5 separate regions of the Homo sapiens genome follow, and all the other regions are linked to region 3. A link is an interaction called in ENCODE POLR2A ChIA-PET data of the cell type or tissue named here. Cell type or tissue: HepG2. All regions are shown on one strand. Region 1 has its middle 57 kb from the start of SPOCK2. Region 2 has its middle 25 kb from the start of DDIT4-AS1. Region 3 has its middle 34 kb from the start of DNAJB12. Region 4 has its middle 9.6 kb from the start of DDIT4-AS1. Region 5 has its middle 18 kb from the start of DDIT4-AS1.

Region 1 (4,000 bases), 290 kb before region 3:
TTGTTTTTAAAAAATAATAGACATGGGGTCTCCCTATGTTGCCCAGGCTGGTCTCTAACTCCTGGGCTCAAGCAGTCCTCCCACCTGAACCTCCCAAAGTACTGAGATTACAGGCCTGAGCCACTATCCCAGCCTACCAACCAATGTTCTGAAATGGTTGTACAAATGACATTCCTGCCAGTTGCATATTTGAATGCCTATTTCACAGTTCCTGCACTAGTACAGGAGGCAAGGGAGTATACGCTTTCTGTCCCCCAGCCATGCCCTTTGAACCACTCTGGACTTGAGCTGCAGCTGGGCAGTCTCTCCTGTCCCCACTCACAGCTTCCCCCTCTCAGGTGCCAGTAACATCTCCCAATTTCCTGACCCCAGACTTTCTCCAAAGCTCCAGAAGCTTACTCAGCTCTCATGCAGGTGAAGTGTGGCAAGGAGTTAGTGCCCCAAGGAGACGAGAGATGCTGAAACACACCTGGGTGTTTTTTATTTGTTTGTATTGGTTTTTTTCCCTTTTATTTTCAATTGACATATAATAATTGTATATATTTATGGGATACAGAGTGGTGTTTTGATAAGTGTTGGTTTTGGTAGTGATTTATAAAAGAGGAATAACTGAGTCAACTGGAGCTATTTTTGAGGATAGAGGTGAGGACCAGATAATAACAAAATAACAATAGCAATTATTTGTTTAACACCTACTCTGTACCAGATACTGTTTCGCTGTTGACGTAAAACAATCTTGGCCAGGCGTGGTGGCTCACGTCTGTAATCCCAGCACTTTGGGAGGCTGAGGTGGGCGGATCACCTAAGGTCAGGAGTTCAGCCTGGCCAACATGGTGAAACCCCGTCTCTACTAAAATACAAAAATTAGCCCAACCTGGTGGTGCTCACCTGTAATCCCAGCTACTCGGGAGGCTGAGGCAGGAGAATCACTTGAACCCGGGAGGCAGAGGTTGCAGTGAGCCGAGATTGCGTCATTGTATTCCAGCCTGTGCAACAGAGCGGGACTCCTTCTCAAAAAAAGCAAAACAAAACAGAAACTAAACAAAAATAAAACAATCTCTCAGCAACTCTGCAAACTAGATTATTTTATTATTCCCACTTTGCAGATGAGGAAACCAGGGCTTGGAGGTGTAAAGTAACTTGCTCAAGGTCTTGAAGTTATGAGGCTGAAGCAATACGGCTTGAACAAAGACTGAGCCCCACCTCGTCTGAGGTGGCGGAATATGAGGAACATGGTCTTAGGAGGGAGGAAAGAGTGGATGATCCGAAATGAATCCCAGTTTCCCCTACAAAATATGAGGGTCATGTGCAGGGAACCCTGACCAGTCCTCCTGTGAGTGTGTGTGTGTGTGTGTGTGTGTGTGTGTGTGTGTATTAGGATGGATGGGACAAAGTGATACATTACAAAAAGCCGGGAGAAGGAGCTTGGTCCAATGCTAACCGGCGCCATGGGAGTGAGGCTCCTATCTTCCTACAGAGAGTGGGAGCAGGGGCCCTATCTTCGGGGCTTGGCTGGAACAAACAGTTCTGGCGGCAGCCTTGTGTTTGTTCTCTCGGGCAGGCAGCTTAAGGGGAGGCAGGGTCATCCTGGACTGCGGCCTTGAGCTGTTGCAAACACTGCCTCACCTCCCGCCTCACCCCACGCAGTGCTGGAACTCTGGGCAGGGGGACAATGGTGGGTCTGTGAGGGTGTCAGGTTGTCAGGAACAAGGCTGGTGGCTTTGAGCAAGTTGTGCAACCCCTTCCAGCCCCAGGTACTCATCCTTCCAGTGGAGGATGTCACGGCTGCCTTCACAGGAGATGGAAAGATCAGCCCCTCTCCCAGCTTCTTGTGGTTCATTTGCCTGACTCTCCTGAGCCTCCGCTCAACTCCTCCCCATTTCCTTCTTCTCCCAGTTTTTTTGTTTTTGTTTTTTTTGTTTTGGGGGTTTTTTGTGATGGAGTCTCACTCTGTCGCCCAGGCTGAAGTGTAGTGGCGCAATCTCGGCTCATTGCAGCCTCCGCCTCCCGAGTTCAAGCAATTCTCGGGCGTCAGCCTCCCAAGCAGCTGGAAATAGAGGTGCCCACCACCACACCTGGCTAACTTTTTTTTTAATCTGAAAAGCCAGTAAAAATGCTGAGAGGTCCCTCTGCTACCAAGGTATGTGGGCACGTGGAAGGGGTCAGCTGCCTTGTCCAGATGCTGAGGGGCTGGTAGAGAGAAACATCAGCAGATGGGAGGGCTGCTACTGTCCCACAGAGAAGGGCCAGCTTGAAGCCATGGGCTTAGGGACCCAATGTTTGGGCTGACTGTTGTTAAGAACACAGTTTTGACGTTCCCCTGAGCTGAGTTCCCGTCCCGGCTCACAGTGCTTCCCTGGCTGGGCAACCTGGGGCTTGTGATTGTCCCTTTCACAGCCTCAGTTTTCTCAGCCCTGAACGTTGTGAATGTTGTGAGATTTGAATGAGATAATGCAGACAGAGCTTAAAAAGAGGCCGGATGCAGCAGCTCGCACCTGTAATCCCAGCACTTTGGGAGGCCGAGGCAGGAGGATCATTTGAGGACAGGAGCTGGAGACTAACCTGGGCAACCTAGCGAGATCCCATTTCTATGGAAAATTTAAAAATTAGCCCGGCGTGGTGGCATATGCCTGTAGTCCCAGCTACTTAGGAGGCTGAATCGGGAGGATCACTTGAGCCCAGAACATCGAGGCTGCAGTGAGCTGAGATGTAGCCACTGCACTCCAGCCTGGGCAACAGAGTGGTACCTTGACTCCAAAAAAAGGCGGACAGGAGGGCTTAGAAAAGAGCTTGGCATGTAGAAAGCCCTCCAAATGTTAATTTATAATTATGGCAGGGATGAATTTCAAAATCATAAAGTGCTCACAGACAACAAGCTGCCTTGTCCACAGAGATGGCTGCAATTCCTCTGGAATACTGGGGGAGGGTGAACAGTGATGACTAAATCCCCCTCCTCTCAGGCCCCAGGACTCCAGGGCAGCACTCTTCTTAGCCCTGGGTGTGTGGGGGGGTAAAGCATGGGACCCTCCTTCCAGTCCCCACTGCCAGCCTCCCTGGCCCCCCAACACCCTGTCCTGCTCTGTGCCAGGAGGCTGCTCACAACCCCCGGAGCACCTTATTCCTGTGACTGGGCCGAAAGACGAGGCTGGGCGCAAGCCCGGAGCCCAGTGATGTGTCACACGTGAATCTGTCACATGTGAAGACACAGAAACAGCCCCTTGGCTGTTACTAAAGGGAAAAGAGGCCAGCAAGGTGACTCACACCTGTAATTCCAGTGTCAGAGGCATGTGAACCAGAGCAGCTCCATCTTGAATAGAAGCTGGGTAAAATGAGGCTGAAACCCACTGGGCTGCATTTCCGGATAGTTAAGACATTCTAAGTCACAGGATGAGACAGGAGGTCAGCACAAAATGCTGGTCATAAAGACCTAGCTGATGAAACAGCTTGCAGTAAAGAAGCCACTAAATCCTACCAAAACCAAGATGGTGACGAGAGTGACCTCTGGTCATCCTCACTGCTACACTCCCACCAGCGCCATGACAGTTTACAGATGCCATGGCAACATCAGGAAGTTACCCTATATGGTCTAAAAAGGGGAGGCATGAATAATCCACCCCTTTTTTTTTTAGCATATCATCAATAAATAACCATAAAAATGGGCAAACAGCAGTTCTCAGGGCTGCTCTGTCTATGGAGTAGCCATTCTTTTATTCCTTTACTTTCTTAATAAACCTGCTTTCACTGCACCGCAGACTTGCCCTGAATTCTTTCTTGCACGAGATCCAAGAACCCTCTCTTGGGACATGGGGTGGGGACCCCTTTCCTGTAACATTGGCACTTTGGGAGGTCAAAGTAGAAGGATAGTTGGAGCCCAGGAGTTTGAGACCAGCCCTAGCAACATAGCAAGACCCCATTTCTACAAAGAAATTAAAAAATGTATTAGCTGGGAGTGGTGGCATGAACCTGTAGTCCCAGGTACCCAGGAGGCTGAGGCAGGAGG
Region 2 (4,000 bases), 72 kb before region 3:
TGGAGTCTCGCTCTGTCGCCCAGGCTGGAGTCCAGGGGCGTTACCTCAGCCCACTGCAACCTCTGCCTCCCAAGTTCAAGTAATTCTCCTGCCTCAGCCTCCCAAGTAGCTGGGATTACAGGTATGTGTCACCACACCTGGCTAATTTTTGTGTTGTTAGTAGAGATGGGGTTTCACCATGTTGGCCAGACTGGTCTCGAACTCCTGACCTCAAGTAATCCCCCCTCCTCAGTCTACCAAAATGCTGAGATTACAGGTGTGAGCCACCGTGCTCAGCCTCCAGCTGTTATTTTTATTGACAAAGTTATGAAAATATTTGAGTGGGAAAGTGATTTGCACAGGCTCCATCAAGTTGACAAAACCAAGATCGGAACACAGGTCTTTTGGGGCCCCCAGCCTTCAGCAGACTTCCCCAGGAGTAGCAGTATTGCCTGCTTTTGGAAACCTCTTCTCCAAGAAGGGAATCCCTGAGCTTGGGCCAGTCTAGGAAGCACCCAGTTGAATCTACAGGCCTAGGACACATGAAAACCCTTTTACCAACCAACATCTGGAAAGGGACTCTGCAATGCCAGGGTAGAAGGAGCCTTATTCATGGAGCTTCATAGAGGCACTGGGTCTTATTTTCTTTGAGACGGAGTTTCACTCTTCTTGCCCAGGCTGGAGGGCAGTGGTGTGATCTCGGCTCACTGCAACCTCCGCCTCCCGGGTTCAAGCGATTTTCCTGCCTCAGCCTCCCGAGTAGCTGGGATTACGGGCATGCACCACCATGCCCAGCTAATTTTTGCATTTTTTTAGTAGAGATGGGGTTTCTCTATGTTGGTCAGGCTGGTCTCAAACTCCCGACATCAGGTCCTCCGTCTGCCTCAGCCTCCCAAAGTGCTGGGATTACAGGCATGAGCCACCCCCTCCGGCTTGGGTCTTATTTTCAATGGCCAGGCCTCTCATTAACGTGGCAGGAATGCAGCCTGTGCGGAGCTCCCAACAGTGCAGTTTGCCAGAAGTTGGCTGGGATTGTGCTGGGTTTCTCAAGGTTCCCCTCCTTGTTCACTCTCTTCAGACCCACCTTTGCCTGCAGCTGGCAAGCAGCTGATAGATCTCTATTTTGCTGTTGTGAGAATTCACCAAAAAGGCACTTCTAAAAGCCTCATGCAACTAGCAGGAGAAACATAGGTTTAGAGCCTTGCTCCTGCAGCTTCAAAAACAAGGAGGCAAAAATTGAGATTGAATATAGCACAGAGTGTGGGTGACACCAAACCACGGACTGAGTTGATAGGCTGCAGGGAAGGAAGTGAAAAGTTCACCTTGTCCTTCCGTCTAACAGAGGACTGCTGGTTTTGCAGAGGTTTGCTTTTTTTTTTTTTTCCATTCAATAAAAATAGCTCGGTGGGACAACATATTATAGCATTCGTGGAAATAAAAACTAGGAACCACATCATAGGATGTTCTGCTCCAAACTTGGCGCTGATCCCCCAGGCAGCTCCAAGTTCCCTCTGATTCAGGCAGCAGCGACGGAGGCCCTCCCCTGTCCCAGGTGGGACCCGGCCTTCAGAGAGGAAGGGAGGTGGTGGTATGAGGCATCAGCTGTTTCCTTTGCCTGTGGGCCAAGATCCTTGCCATGGCAGAAATACAACTTTGTCCCCAGTGTCTGCCTTCTGCACTGTAAAAAGCAAGTTTCCATCACAAAGGGTTGCGATTCAGGAAACCAGGGTTAGAGGCAAACGGGTCTTATTTGAAAATGGTAAAACCTGGCCAGGCCTTGGACTTCCTGCATTGGTTGCTCTCCTGGGACCTGGGACCAGCCCAGCAGGGTGGGGTGGGGCAGCAATGCAGGTTACAGGATGTGAAAGTGGGGACTGAGGTTAGGAAAAAGAATAAAAGGCTGTGACCAGAACACACCCAGCAGAGGCCATGTGCAGTTCTCTTCTTCAGGGTTTCCTGTGGGTACACTGAGAACATTGTGTTCTGGCTGAGAACTTATCCGGCGGAGCCTGCTGCATACGTGGCCCCTGGGTCCTAGTGCTGCCTCTTACCTAGCCTCAGGCCTGGCTCCCCTGCCTGCACCTGCGTGCAGCCCACTGTATGACCCAGGGAGGCTGTCTCCATTGTGTCCTCCTGCTGGGTGAGGCCCCCGGCCACCAGACTCCGAGCACTTAAGATTCTGACCCATCCCGCATTTCCAAAGCATCTTCAGCGTGCCGGGTGCCATCACACAGTCGCGTTTCATATCCCTCATAACAAAACATCCTTCAGATGACAAAACTGAGGTTCAGGGAAACTGAGAGGAACAACCAACATCAGTATTTATTTTTATTTATTTATTTTAGAAAGGGGGGTTTCACTTCCACCCAGGTTGGAATGCAGTGGTGCGTTCATAGCTCACTGCAGCTTCCAACTCCGGGCCTCAAGTGAACCTCAGCCTCCTGAGCAGCTGGGACTACAGGCACGCACCACCACCCCTGGCTCATTTTTGTATTTTTTGTAGAGACAGGGTCTCATTATGTTGCCCAGGCTGGTCTCGAACTCCTGGGCTCAAGCAACCCTCCCGCCTCGGCTACCCAAAATGTTGGGATTAAGACATAAGCCACTATGTGCCTGGCCTATGCCAGTATTTATTTATTTATTTATTTATTTATTTATTTATTTATTTATTTATTTATTTATTTTTGAAATGGAGTTTTGCTCTTGTTGCCCAGGCTGGAGTGCAGTGGCATGATCTCGGCTCACCGCAACCTCTGCCTCCCGGGTTTAAGCAGTTCTCCTGCTTTAGCCTCCCGAGTAGCTGGGATTATAGGCACCCACCACCACACCGGGCTAATTTTTGTATTTTTAGTAGAGACAGGGTTTCACCATGTTGGCCAGGCTGATCTTGAACACCTGACCTCAGGTGATCCACCTGCCTCAGCCTCCCAAAGTGCTGAGATGACAGGCGTGAGCCACCATGCCTGGCTGCCACTATTTATTAAAGGTTCTTGGATGCAGGTCTCATGTCACTTCGGGATAACTGATTTTGAGGCATTATTTCAAACTCTTGCAATGAATGTGAGCATTTTCTCTCAAAGTTTCTCTCCAGGTGATTTTGAGAATAGATGCTTTCTCTTTTTTATTTTTTGTTTGCTTGAGACAGGGTCTCATTCTGTCGCCCAGGCTGGAGTGTGCAGTGGCGTGATCTTGGCTCATTGCAGCTTCAACCTCCCTGGATCAATTGATCCTCCTGCCTCATCCTCCTGAGTAGCTGGGACTACAGGTTTGCACCACCAAGCCCCGCTAATTTTTTTTTTTTTTTTTTTTTTGAGACGGAGTCTCTTTCTGTCGCCCAGGCTGGAGTGCAGTGGTGCAATCTCGGCTCACTGCAACCTCCACCTCCCGGGCTCAAGCAGTTCTTCTGCCTCAGCCTCCCGAGTAGGTGAGACTACAGGCATGCGTCACCACGCCTGGCTAATTTTTGTATTTTTAGTAGAGACGGGGGTTTCACCATATTGGCCAGGCTGGTCTCGAACTCCTCACCTTGTGATCTGCCCGCCTTAGCCTCCCAAAGTGTTAGGATTACAGGCATAAGCCACCATGCGCAGCCAATTCTCTTATTTTGTTGTTGTTATTGTTGTAGAGACAGATCTCACTGTGTTGCCCAGGCTGGTATTGAACTCCTGGACTCAAGCCTTCCTCCCACCTCAGCCTCCCAAAGTGCTGGGATTACAAGGTGTGAGCCACCACACCTGGTTGGTACTTTCTTAATGATTCTCTGAAATAGATAAAAGCTCAGGCAGGTGGGCCCAGAGCTGTCCAGAGGAGCCTGAGCCTGAGTCCCGCCCTGGCCTGCTCAGAGCCAGGAGAGTCTGCCCTCTGCATGAACTCCCTCAACTGCTGATCTGCTGCCATAAGCCTCTATGCAGCAGCCACATCAGCCTCTGGATTCTTCTGTGCTGTGTAAGGTCCTGGAACTCAGAGGCATATGCTGGGTCCCATAGCCAAGGATCAGTGGGCCAGCAGAGGAGAGGGGACT
Region 3 (4,000 bases):
CAGCCTTCAGCTCCAGCCCTAAACCTGTCCCCTTTCACCTGGAGATTCTTTCTGGCAGGCACTCAAAGCAGGTAGGTGAGAAAATGCCTTTTTTTTTTTTTTTTTTTGAGACCAGTCTAGCTATGTCACCCAGGCTGGAATGCAGTGGCAAGATCGTAGCTCACTGCAGCCTTGACCTCCTGGGCTAAAGGGGTCCTCCCGCCTCAGCCTACGGAGTAGCTGGGACTGAAGACTTGAAAATTAAATAAATTGCATTCTTGAAAATGCATGTTAACACGAATTTGTGGAGCACTTACTTACTAGTGCCAACTACGGTACCTGGCCTGGGAAATAGACCTGCCCCGGGAGGTAGACCTCCCCGAGGGCACTCCCAGTCCTGGAGCCCCCAAACTTCTTGAACTACAGAAATTCCCCTAGGACTCCCCTCCCCTGCCCCCCACTCCCCAAGTTGCTGAAAATCATGAGTAACAAAGCGGCCAGGAGTTTCCTGTCTTGCTGAGCTGGCTTACTCAATTTCCCTCGTTTGTCCGCTCAGACCAGACGGGGCAAAGGGCAGCCATCAAAGGTGTCTGGGACGAGCCCGGCGGGGTAATGGGCCGCTAGGGACTCAGTCTGGCCCGGGTCTCAGCCGGGGCAGAAGGCAGCCGGGCGAGGGCCGCGGGTGGGGGGCAGGGGGCCGGGGACAAGCAGCCCCGCCCAGGCCGGCGCGCTGTGTGCACAACGTGCAGGGCTGCGAAAGCGGATGCGGCCTGATGGGGCAATCGCTGGCAACGCGCCGCGGGTTGTCAGCGGGCGCTGGGGGGTGGGAGCCCGGCGCCGGCGGGCCCTGCCTCCAGCATTGGCCCCGCCCCCAGTTCCGCAGTCGTGGCTGGGTTTCGGGGAGGGCGCCCGGTGCGGGGGGCGCCCAGGGCCTGCGCACACGGGTAGGCCCGCGTGCCCAAGCCCCCTTGCAGCCCAGGCGCCCTGGCTCATTATCCATCCCGGCCACTGGCGTTCGGTTCCGCTCCTGTCGCACCACCCCCTCACTGCTCTGACAGATACCAGGAGCTGGTGCCAACCCGCAGACACACCTGGGCAGCCCCACGTGGGTATCGCACGCGCAGGGGCACATCTGCCCTGCCGGGTTTGGAGAGCAGTTGCAAGTCAGCCCCTGGAATGTGGTCCCGTGCCGGCTGGAGCAAGAACTGTGTAACCTCTCTGAGCCTCAGATAACTCATCTGTTAAATGGGGAGGATGATAGCATCACTGGGTTGTTGTCAGGATGAAATAAGATAGAGGCTATAGGGGCGGGTGTGGTGGCTCACTCCTGTAATACCAGCACTTTGGGAGGCCAAGGTGGGAGGATCCCTTGAGCCCAGGAAGTCAAGGCTGCAGTGAGCCAAGATCACGCCACTGCACTCCAGCCTGTGCGACAGTGTGAGACCTGGTCTCAAAAAAAAAAAAAAAAGGCTACAAAGTGTTATATCAGAGTCACTAGCACTCACCCAGTAAGTGATAGCCATGAAGATTCTTAAAGAGAAGGGAACTGGGAGCTACAAAGCCAGCTGGGCTCACAGGCTGCAACTGGGGCATGTCTGGGTTTCCGGCTTCTTTTTTCCTTCCCTGTATCATATTTATTTTTTCCTCAATATCACCCCTCATCTTTCACCCAGGGCCTGCAATATTCCTTCGTTCATTTGACACACATCGGTTGATATTTGTGCCTGCTGTGAGGCATTAAAAACTGCTTATCTGGCTGTGTGGCACCCGGGAACTTTCCCCAGGCCACACCAGCTACACCTGTGGCCTCCTCAGCCTGGGTTGCTGCCCTGAGTCACTGGAGTAGGTCACTTCCTCTCTCAGTCCCTCCATCTGTGCAATAGGGATAAGAGGCCTGGCTTCTCTCTAGTCTCCTGGGACTGTCAGGGGATGAGTCAGATAACGGTGGGGAAGGCGCAGAGAGGCAGAAAGCAGCTCTTACTAGAGCGGGGCCCATCTGGCTGATGCAAGGCTTGCACTTTGCATGTAACCCCAGCCGGTACAAACAGGGATGGCTCCGGGAAGCGTGAGGAGCAGGGGGAGCAGAGAAGTCCCCAACCCTACCCGACAGCCGGGGTGTGGGATCCAGACTGGCAGCTTAGGAGTCTGAGCAGCTGGGGCTCTGTCCAGGCTCTGCTTCCCCAGCTCTGCGAGCATGACAGCAGGTTCCTGACCCCTCTGATCCGGCTGCCTTTTCTGTCACTCAGGGGTTGCAGTACCTCCCTCACCTAGCTGAAGTTGGAAGTGAAGGTGGTAACTCCCAGAGGGAGTGGAGCCCTTCCGTGTTTCTGGGAGGGGTCTGAGGGCTGGCCGGGGGGGTCCGGGTGGGGGAGGTGGGACCAGACAGGAGGAAGGCAGCCCTGGCCAAAGGCTCAGCATATTCCATAGTCACCTCAGGCAGGGGGTTCTAGGGGCTCCTCCCAAAAGAGTCAGAGACCCCTGCACCCTCAGCCGACCCCAGGCATGACAGACCCCGCCTCATCCCACAGTGCACAAGGAGATCACACTCAGATCTGGGCCCCAGTCTGGCGTCTGCCCCAGGCCAGCTGCATGACCTTGGGCAGGTGATTGAATGTTTTTGGGTCTCCATTTTTCCACTTGTGAAATGGGGATAGCGATGCCTACTTTGTAAAGCTGTTGTGAGGCTGGGGGAAAATGAGAACGATATCAAGTGTTCACAGTAGAGGCCAGCACTGTTGTGAGCGGCAGCTCCTCTCCCTCCCCTCCCCTCCCCCTTTCCCTATCACAGGTGGGGCCAGGTGGAATGTCACAGTAAGTCCTTGGGATAGAAAGGTCTACTGACATATTCAAAGTGCCCCCGCCCCCAAGGTTTCTAGCCTGATACCATAAGCTTTGATGGCAAGAGCTCTGTTTGCTTGGGGACTTTATATGCATGATTGTATTTGACATATGACGAGGGCCATACGTGGCATCCATTATATAGATGGAAGCGGAGGCAGGAGAAGTCAAATAGCTTGTCTGGTCACATGGCTAGAAAGGGTGAGTGCCAGGATTTGAAACCAGGTCTTCCGGACTCCAGCTCATCCACCACACACCCCCTGCCTGCCTCTTGCTTTTGCCCTGGGTGTTCTCCTCTTTCCTGAGTGGCCTCTTATGATGTGGAGTCCCCGAGGCCAGGGACGGTCATGAGCATGGCTTCCTTGTCTTCCAGGGTGTGGCTCAAGCACACAGTGGGTCCTCAGTCCACCCTGCTGACCAGGGAGATGAGTCCTGGCATGAGGGAGATGACTCATGAAGCCGGGCTGGGCGAGGGTACGTGCCTGTGTCTCTGTGTGCGTGCATCTGTGTGCGTGCACAGGGAGGGGAATGAACGAGTACTGTCTGCTGGAGGCCTTCTCTCTCCAAGCTCCTACCCCATCCGGCGCTGCTCCTGAGACTCAGCCTTCAAGGGGGCTCTGAGCCTGAGAAGCAAGGGTGGGGGAGGTCTTGGCCATCTCCCTCCCTGGCCTAACGCAGGGCCTGGTGGGGGCTGTGGCTGATGGCGGTTCCATGGGAAGCCAGGTCCTCCCTGGTCCAAGGGGAAGCTCTTCGGGCATCTTCCACCAGTCTAGGCCCTGCTATTTTTAGATGCTGTCCCCTCCCCAACCCTCCCCTCCCCATCACATACCAGCTGAGGGAGGAAGTGACTCACCTCAAGCCCAGACAGGTAGAGGCAGCCTCAGTGGGCCCCGGGCAGGCCTGGTTCCTACGCTGGGGTTGCCTTCCTGGGATCACCTCAGGCCTGCCCCAACCTGGGGACAACACAGGGCTGGGATGGAGCCCAGGGCCTTTCTTGGGCTCCTCCATTCTCCATCTCACAGGACCTAACAGGCCTGGGTCTCTGATGGACTGTGGAGCCTCTGCTCAACTCAGCAGACCTCATCAGGCCTCGGACTGCACTGTGGGCCTGTGGCCGGCCTCAGCCCAGTCTGAGGGAGCCAGACAGGCGAAGGGGACTGCCTGTGGCCCCACCCTGTCTTTG
Region 4 (4,000 bases), 57 kb before region 3:
TTTGTTGGTTTGTTTCGTTTTTGTTTGAGATAGCGTCTCACTCTATCACCCAGGCTGGAGTGCAGTGGAACGATCTTGGCTCACCGCAACCTCCGCTTCCCGGGTTCAAGTGATTCTCCTGCCTCAGCCTCCCAGGTAGCTGGGATTACAGGTGCATGCCACCAAACCTGGGTAAATTTTGTATTTTTAGTAGAGACAGGGTTTCACTATGTTGGCCATGCTGGTCTCAAACTCCTGGCCTCAAGTGATCCACTCGCCTCAGCTTCCCAAATCATGTGCTGGAATTACAGGTGTGAGCCACTGCCCAGCCTAAGTCTTTTTTTTTTTTTTTTTTTTTTTTGAGACAGAGTCTTGCTTTTTGACCCAGGCTGGAGTGCAGTGGCACAATCTCAGCTCACTGTAACCTCAGCCCCCTGGGCTCAAGTGATTTTCCCACCTCAGCCTCCCAAGAAGCTGGGAATACAGATACACTCTACCATGTCCAGCTAACTTTTTGTCTCTTTAGTAGAGATGGGATTTCACCATGTTGGCCAGGCTGGTCTTGACCTCCTTGACTCAAGTGATCTGCCCACCTTGGCCTCCCAAAGTGCTGAGATTACAGGCATGAGCCACCATGCCCAGCCTCCAGTTGTTATTTTTATTAACAAAGTTATGAAAATCCTTTAGAACATGTGGAAAAAGACAAAAAGTTATAAGGCTGGGTGCAGTGCCTCACACCTGTAATCCCAGCACTTTGGGAGGCCGAGGTGAGCAGATCGCCTGAGGTCAGGAGTTCAAGACCAGCCTGGCCAACATGGTGAAACCCTGTCTTTACTAAAAATACAAATATTAGCCAGGCATGGTGGCGGGCACCTGTAATCCCAGCTACTTAGGAGGCGGAGGCAGGAGAATCGCTTAAATCCAGGAGACAGGTTGCAGTGAGCCACGATCGTGTCCAGCCTGGGCAACACAAGACTCCATCTCAAAATTAAAAAAAAAAAAAGTTATGAAAGCCCTAAAAAATATGGAAGTGTGTTTTTTTGTTTGTTTTGGTTTTTTTGAGACGGAATTTCACACTGTTGCCCAGGCTGGAGTCTAGTGGCGCGATCTAGGCTCACTGCAACCTCTACCTCCCGGGTTCAAGCGATTCTCCTGCCTCAGCCTCCCGAGTAGCTGGGATTACCGGCGCCCGCCAGCACGCACGGCTAACTTTTTCTATTTTTAGTAGAGATGGGGTTTTACTATTTTGGCCAGGCTGGTCTCAAACTCCTGACCTCATGATCCGCCTGCCTTGGCCTCCCAAAGTGCTGGGATTACAGGCGTGAGCCACCGTGCCAGGCCTGTGCAAGTGTTTTTAGAATCCTGAAGCGCTCCATAAGGGTCAATGATCTTTGTGAGGAGGCTGGTGCGGTGGTTCACGCCTGTAATCCCAGCACTTTGGGAGGCTGAAGGGGGCAGATCACCTGAGGTCAAGAGTTTGAGACCAGCCTGGCCAACGTAGTGAAACCCTGTCTCTGTTGAAAATACAAAAATAAACCGGGCGTGGTAGTGCATTCCTGTAATCTCAGCTACTCGGGAGGCTGAGGCAGGTGAATCCCTTGAAGCCGGGAGGCAGAGGTTGCAGTAAGCTGAGATTGCACCACTTGTACTCCAGCCTGGGTGACAGAGTGAGACTCCACCTCAAAAAAAAAAAAAGATCTTTGTGAAGAGATGGCAAATTGCCAGGTGGGCTGGCAGCTTCCATTTCCTGCCAGCCCAGGTGTTCCAGAGAAAGGCTCAGCATGCAGACCTGGGCAGCTGCCTTTTGCCTAGACTTGAGTTTCCCAAGCCTTTGACTATTAAGGCCACTGGAGATAAAATGCACTTCTGAGTGAGGTTAGAGGCATCGCAGAAGGGTGATGAAGGAGACCAAAGCCAGGGAGAAGAAAGTTCCAGAGGATTGAGTGGGGCCTAACTGCCAGGAGAGAGGGAGATCCTGGAACCTCCTAAGGCTCCCTGCCCTGTCAGTTCCTTGTCCATAAAGTGGGGGAGGTTGGGGGCTGGAAGGAGTACTCTCTTAGGACCTGCTTATCTTAACATTAAAAGATTTTAGCCGGGCATGGTAGCTCATGCCTGTAATCCCAGCACTTTGGGAGGCTGAGGCGGGCAGATCACCTGAGGTTGGGAGTTTGAGACCAGGCTGACCAACATGGAGAAACCCCATCTCTACTAAAAATACAAAAAAGTTAGCCAGGTGTGGTGGCACATGCCTGTAATCCCAGCTACTCAGGAGGCTGAGGCAGGAGAATCGCTTGAACCTGGGAGGCGGAGGTTGCGGTGAGCCAAGATTGCGCCATTGCACTCCAGCCTGGGCGACAAGAGCGAAACTCCATCTCAAAAGAAAAGAAAAAAAGAAAGATTTTAAGGTTCATTCTACTGACAGAAGAATCCTGACAGTGAGAAGGCTGACCCTTCTCTCTGCTGATCTAGCTCTACTCACCCCAGCCCTTTGGGAAACGCAGAGGCTAGACAGGTCCTCCTGGTCTCCTTTCTTCTCTAGAAGGAAAAACAACAACAATAGAGTGAGCTCATTTTGCTGTCCAGACAAATGATGAGCCTGGGTTTGGGCTTTCCCAACTGTGGCAGGTCCTGATCATCTCTGTCATCCCCTGTCATATACTCCCTAGGCTGGTGGAAAAACCCCCATCCCTGCTTCCCCCTTTGTTATATGGATATCAACAATATTTCCATATTGTAAACCAATTGGAAGCCCTCAAAAGGCAAAAGCACTGAAATGGCTGAAATGCCTATTTCTACCTTCTCTGGCAGGCCTCCTGCAGAGAGTCCTATGGGCTAGGACTGGGGTTTGGGGGAAAGCAGCTCCATGGAATGTATTATATCTTTCTCCTTTGCTATGATCCTTGTAGAGGTTGAAGAGGTCTTTGAGATTCTCTAGTTCCGTGTTTTCAAAACTGAGGTATGAAGGCCGGGCTTGGTTACTCACGCTTGTAATCCCAGCACTTTGGGAGGCCGAGGCAGGCAGATTACTTGAGGCTAGGAGATAGAGACCAGCCTGGCCAACATGGCAAAACCCCGTCTCTACTAAAAATAAAAAAATTAGCCAGGCGTGGTGGCGCATGCCTGTAATCCCAGCTACCCGTGAGGCTGCGGCAGGAGAATCTCTTGAACCTGGGAGGCAGAGGTTGCAGTGAGCTGAGATATCGGCACTGCACTCCAGCCAGGAGGACAGAGCGAGACTCTGTCTCAAAAAAGAAAAAAAAAGTTTTTTTCTTTTTTTGGAGGGAGAAATTAAGTAATTTAACTAGTAAGTAATCTAAACATTTGCTACTGAAATTAACACAGATAAAATATATAATAAAATGCAAAATTGTGTTATTTGTAATAAAAATTCTGGGCTTCAAAGACATGGTATGCTTCCTGGGGGCTGCTTCTGGGCCACAGCCCAGACTCCGATCCATCCTTAGTGGCCAAACAGCCTGCAACTAAGGTCTGCTGACTCCTATCCTCTCACTCCACAGGGCCTGAGCTAGCCGAGGTTTAAGAGACTCACTAGAGAGAGGGGGTTGCCTAGCCCTCCCTGCACTTCATTGCTTTCTCTCCTCATAAGGATTCAGAACCTAGGATTGGAGAGGGATCTTAGTAATGGCTGGCAGAAACCTGGCCTCTAAGTGGATGGGATTCCTTACTGACAGTCAGTGGGACAGGTGAGGAGAAAAGAGACAGTGCCGGAGTCAGAAGGACGAGGTTCCAGGCCTGGCTGGGTCCCTAGGACAACTCATTTGACCACGCGGGCTGGAGACGGGTGGGCTGCATGAAGTCTGGTAGGCTGTCTGTGCCTTTGCTACTGCTGGGATACAGAGGTCTGCCAGAATCCTCAGGCTACTCTCTCAGCTCTCAAAACCCTTATCCCTTGGCATGGGTGGTTTATCAACCTAGCCCTTTGTGGGGTTCCCACTGCCCTGCCCTCTCCCCAGAGGAAATGACTTCTTGGGAAACCTAGGACCCCAGGCAGAACCAGGCA
Region 5 (4,000 bases), 65 kb before region 3:
CTCGTGGGTTTCCAGGCTAGTCCGCAGAAGCCTGGTTCATCCACAACCGTACTGAAACATAGAATTAATTCCGGCTATACCCTGGGTGAGCTAGGCCATTATGGCAGCCAAACCACCACTTACAGCATAATTTCTATGGGAGAATGTGTTCTGAGCTCCAAGCAACCAAATTATAAGCGGGACATAGGCACACCCAGGCTCGAATCCCAGTTTTTTTTGTTCGTTTGTTTTGTTTTGTTTTTGAGATAGCGTTTCACTCTTGTCACCCAGGTTGGAGTGCAGTGGTGCAAATTTGGCTCACTGCAACCTCTGTCTCCCGGGTTCAAGCGATTTCCCTGCCTCAGCCTCTCAAGTAGCTGGGATTACAGGCGTGTGCCACCATGTCCAGCTAATTTTTGTATTTTTTTAGTAGAGACAGGGTTTAGTATTTTTAGCAGAAACAGGGTTTCACCATGTTGGCCAGGCTGGTCTCGAACTCCTGACCTCAGTTGATCTGCCCGCCTTGGCCTCCCAAAGTGCTGCAATTACAGGCATGAGCCACCGCACCCGGCCTCGAATCCCAGTATTATCACTTCCTAACGATGTGATCATGCGCAAGGCACCAGCCTCAGTTTCTTGCTTTGTAAAAAAACAAAACAAAAAAAAAAAAAACACCGCCTTTAGCCCAGGCATTGAGGCTCATGCCTGTAATCCCAACTGTTTGGGAGACCAAGGCAGGAGGAGTTCAAAACCAGCCTGGTCAACATAGAGAGACCCCATCTGTACAAAAGAAAAATTTTAAAATTTAGCTAGGCATGGTGGCACATGCCTGTAGTCGCAGCTACTCAGGAGGCTGAGGCAAAGGATCACTTCAGTCCAGGAGCTTGAGGCTGCAGTGAGCTATGATCATGCCACTGCACTTCAGCGTGGGTGACAGAGCAAGACTGTCAAAAAAAAAAAAAAAAACCAGAATACCTCTTCTAGAAGGTTCTAGTGTATAATAAATAGACACCTGTGAAAAGGCCTCAGCTGCTCCTGGCACACAGGGGCTTTTGCAGAGAGGCCCTGGAGACAAGACCCAGGCAGAGTCCCTCTGAGCGACTTATCCAGCTTTGCATAGGGGCATTACCACTGGACTTGGGCTCAGAGCAAGTGTTTATGAGATAAATGAGGTGCCGTCTCAGAATCACAGAGCACTCCTCTACCTTTGACCTTCTGCAGGCTTTCACTGGCTTCTAAGAGCCAAGAACCTTCTCCGCCCCCACCCAGCTCTCTCTCCCCTGCAATCTCTCCATGAACAGCATTGTTTTAGCTTCCTCTGCTCTGGGTCCTGGGAAGGGGCTTGGCCTCCAGAAGGGGCCAGATGCCCTGGCCTCTCACCCCAGGCCTGGAAGTTAGCCTGGCCTGCTAGCGGGCAGCCCAAAAGAGCCAGCAGAGAACCAGGGCACGCTCCCAGGAACACCAGGGCTGGTAGCAAGCCGACCTCCTCCCGCGGAGGCTGGGGTTTGGCCCCTCCTTCATCTGTTTGTTTCCCTGCTGCAGCCAGAACGGTCTGTACCCGAAGGATGGTGCTAACGGCCAAGGAATCCGTAGGGTCCTAAAGTTCGACCTACTTCCTTTCCTTGCCCTTGTTCCCCAAATTCAGGGTTTCCTGGCCATGGGCTTGTTGTCCCTTGCCTAGGGTCACTGGCACTGTGGAGATCAATCACCTTGAGTGAGGCCCCCTACACGGCACTGTGCTTCCCCCGGTCCACCCCCCAGGTGCCATGGCCCTGTAGCCTCCTCCCTGGTTCCAGTCCTGTCCATCTGTCAATAGGCCTCCCTCCCTGGCACTGCTCACTGGGTCTCAGTTGTCCAGCCCCCACCCCACCTCCTTACCCATCACCCCCAATCCTGCCATAGCAAAAAAAAAATTCTTGTGAAAAGAATATAAGCTCATGGTAAAAATCTACCAGTGTAAAAGGTGTAGAAAGAAAAAGTAGGCTGGGCACGGTGTCTCACGCCCATAATCCTAGCACTTGGGGAGGCTGAGGTGGGCAGATCACCTGAGGTCAGGGGTTCGAGACTAGCCTAGCCAACATGGCAAAACCCCATCTCTACTAAAAATACAAAAATTAGCCGGGTGTGGTGGCACAAGCCTGTAATTCCAGCTACTTGGGAGACTGAGGCAGGTGAATCGCTTGAACCCAGGAGGCAGAGGTTGCAGTGAGCCGAGATCACGCCACTGCACTCCAACCTGGGCAACAGAGTGAGACTCTCTCTGTCTTAAAAAAAAGAAAAAAAAGAAAAAGAAAAAACTTTTTTATCCCTCTTCAACAGCTTCTCCAGCATCCTTCTAGATGTTTTCTCAGCATGTTTAAAAGTGTGTATCTGCAGAGGAGTGTCCTCTTTTGTCTCCCCTCAGCCTGGGATTATACTGTACAAATTGTTCTGCAACCTGTTCCTGTCACCTCACAGCAGATCTTGGACATCTTTCCAAAATCTACCTCCCTCTTTTTAACACCCACATAATTTCCCATGATTGGGATGTACTGTAATTTATTTAACTGTTTTCCTACCAGAGACACTTAGGTGGTTTTCAGTTTTTGCAATCATGACCTAATTGTTTCCCTGCCTTAGGTCTCCAACCTCCAATCTGCCCTCCACACCACTGCTAGATTCCAATCCCCAATCTGATTTGTCATCCCCAGTATAAACCTCTTCCTGGTGGTAGGGTTATTCACTAGGTGTCTATTGCCCCCATATACCTTAAGCTGCTCAAGACCAGGTGTTGCCTTGGAGCTCCTGGCAAGGAACTCTCCAGACACGTCAACTCAGCACTTTCTGAGCCAGTCTCAGCACTGCCCTGGGGAAATGTATGGAGGTTCGCAGGCCATACGGATACTCATTCTTTTTTTTTTTTTTTTTTTTTTGAGACACAGTCTCACTCTCTCACCCAGGCTGGAGTGCAGTGGAACGATCTTGGCTCACCGCAACCTCTGCCTCCCAGGTTGAAGCGATTCTCCTGCCTCAGCCTCCCAAGTAACTGGGATTACAGGTGTGCACCACCACGCCCAGATAATTTTTGTATTTTTTTAGTAGAGACAGGGTTTTGCCATGTTGGCCAGGCTGGTCTTGAACTCCTGACCTCAGGTGATTCACCCACCTCTGCCTCCCAAAGTGCTGGGATTACAGGTGTGAGCCACCACGCCTGGCCTCATTCTTTTTTTTTTTTTTCATATATTATTATTGGAAACTCTGTGGGCTGGGCTTTTTGTGCAGGGCACCAGGAGATCCAGGACAAAATAGATACAAACCCTGGCCTCTTAGAGCTTGCAGTGTATTGGGAAAGTCAGGCATTGGACATCCACAGAGATAGATGAATGAATGATTACAAAGGGAATTAGTGGTTTGAAAGGAAACAGCAGGAGAGAAGAAGGGATTGCAGGCAACCGGGGAAGCCCCCTCTGAAGAGGTAACAAGCTGCAGTGGAGAGATACCAGCAGACTGTGGGATCTGGTTCCCACACTGGAACCAGATTCTGGACACTTCCCCTTTATTCTCCTCAAATGTACAAGAAGGGGAATCCCCCTTTCAGTTTTAACTTTCTGTGACAATAATAAGTGCTGGCTGAGTTCAGAGGGAGTAGAGTTCCCCACCGCCTGGGAGGGGTCAGGGAGATTTCTTGCTGATTCCACACTGACCTTGAGTCACATGTGGGCTCCAGTTCCATTCAATTCTGGGTCAAACACTTGTTGAGTATATACTGTATATATCCCAACACTGGGACAGGGGTGTGTGTGGGTGTGTTGGGGGGAATTATAGTGGTGGTGGCAGAGGGTATTTAAAGATTTATATAAGACAGCTGGGTGCGGTGGCTCATGACTGTAATCCCAGCACTTTGGGAGGCTGAGGTAGTTGGATTATTAGGGACCAGGAGCTTGAGACCAGCTTGGCCAACATGGTGAAACCCCTGTCTCTACTAAAAATACAAAAATTAGATGGGCATGGTGGCACGTGCCTGTAATTCCAGCTACTCGGG

What was found. Peaks named below come from ENCODE experiments on the same cell type or tissue, not always from the same donor. Only the 100,000 strongest peaks of a DNase experiment are listed, where the experiment ranks them.
Region 1: POLR2A ChIA-PET joins it to region 3 with 10 read pairs; 8 of 35 experiments call an interaction of 5 or more read pairs at or near these places.
Region 2: POLR2A ChIA-PET joins it to region 3 with 13 read pairs; 27 of 35 experiments call an interaction of 5 or more read pairs at or near these places.
Region 4: POLR2A ChIA-PET joins it to region 3 with 11 read pairs; 35 of 35 experiments call an interaction of 5 or more read pairs at or near these places.
Region 5: POLR2A ChIA-PET joins it to region 3 with 20 read pairs; 31 of 35 experiments call an interaction of 5 or more read pairs at or near these places.

The regions. Positions count from the first base shown.
Region 1 is chr10:72,029,370-72,033,369 of GRCh38, forward strand. No RefSeq gene overlaps it. Among named protein-coding and RNA genes, the nearest start is that of SPOCK2, 57 kb to the right of the region's middle. In HepG2, no CTCF peak of the experiment used is centred here; DNase peaks (open chromatin) are centred at 222 and 1,612; H3K4me3 peaks cover 1,942 bases.
Region 2 is chr10:72,247,033-72,251,032 of GRCh38, forward strand. No RefSeq gene overlaps it. Among named protein-coding and RNA genes, the nearest start is that of DDIT4-AS1, 25 kb to the right of the region's middle. RefSeq lists enhancers at 868-1,435, 1,436-2,004, 2,005-2,571, 2,040-2,139. In HepG2, no CTCF peak of the experiment used is centred here; DNase peaks (open chromatin) are centred at 1,939 and 3,871; H3K4me3 peaks cover 1,138 bases.
Region 3 is chr10:72,319,004-72,323,003 of GRCh38, forward strand. No RefSeq gene overlaps it. Among named protein-coding and RNA genes, the nearest start is that of DNAJB12, 34 kb to the right of the region's middle. RefSeq lists enhancers at 82-131, 1,768-2,062, 1,812-2,231, 2,665-3,864, 3,827-3,876 and silencers at 482-1,041, 3,528-3,822. In HepG2, no CTCF peak of the experiment used is centred here; DNase peaks (open chromatin) are centred at 141, 628, 1,154 and 1,918; H3K4me3 peaks cover 2,367 bases.
Region 4 is chr10:72,262,129-72,266,128 of GRCh38, forward strand. No RefSeq gene overlaps it. Among named protein-coding and RNA genes, the nearest start is that of DDIT4-AS1, 9.6 kb to the right of the region's middle. In HepG2, no CTCF peak of the experiment used is centred here; a DNase peak (open chromatin) is centred at 1,663.
Region 5 is chr10:72,253,747-72,257,746 of GRCh38, forward strand. No RefSeq gene overlaps it. Among named protein-coding and RNA genes, the nearest start is that of DDIT4-AS1, 18 kb to the right of the region's middle. RefSeq lists enhancers at 1,259-1,498, 1,385-1,679. In HepG2, no CTCF peak of the experiment used is centred here; a DNase peak (open chromatin) is centred at 1,516; H3K4me3 peaks cover 748 bases.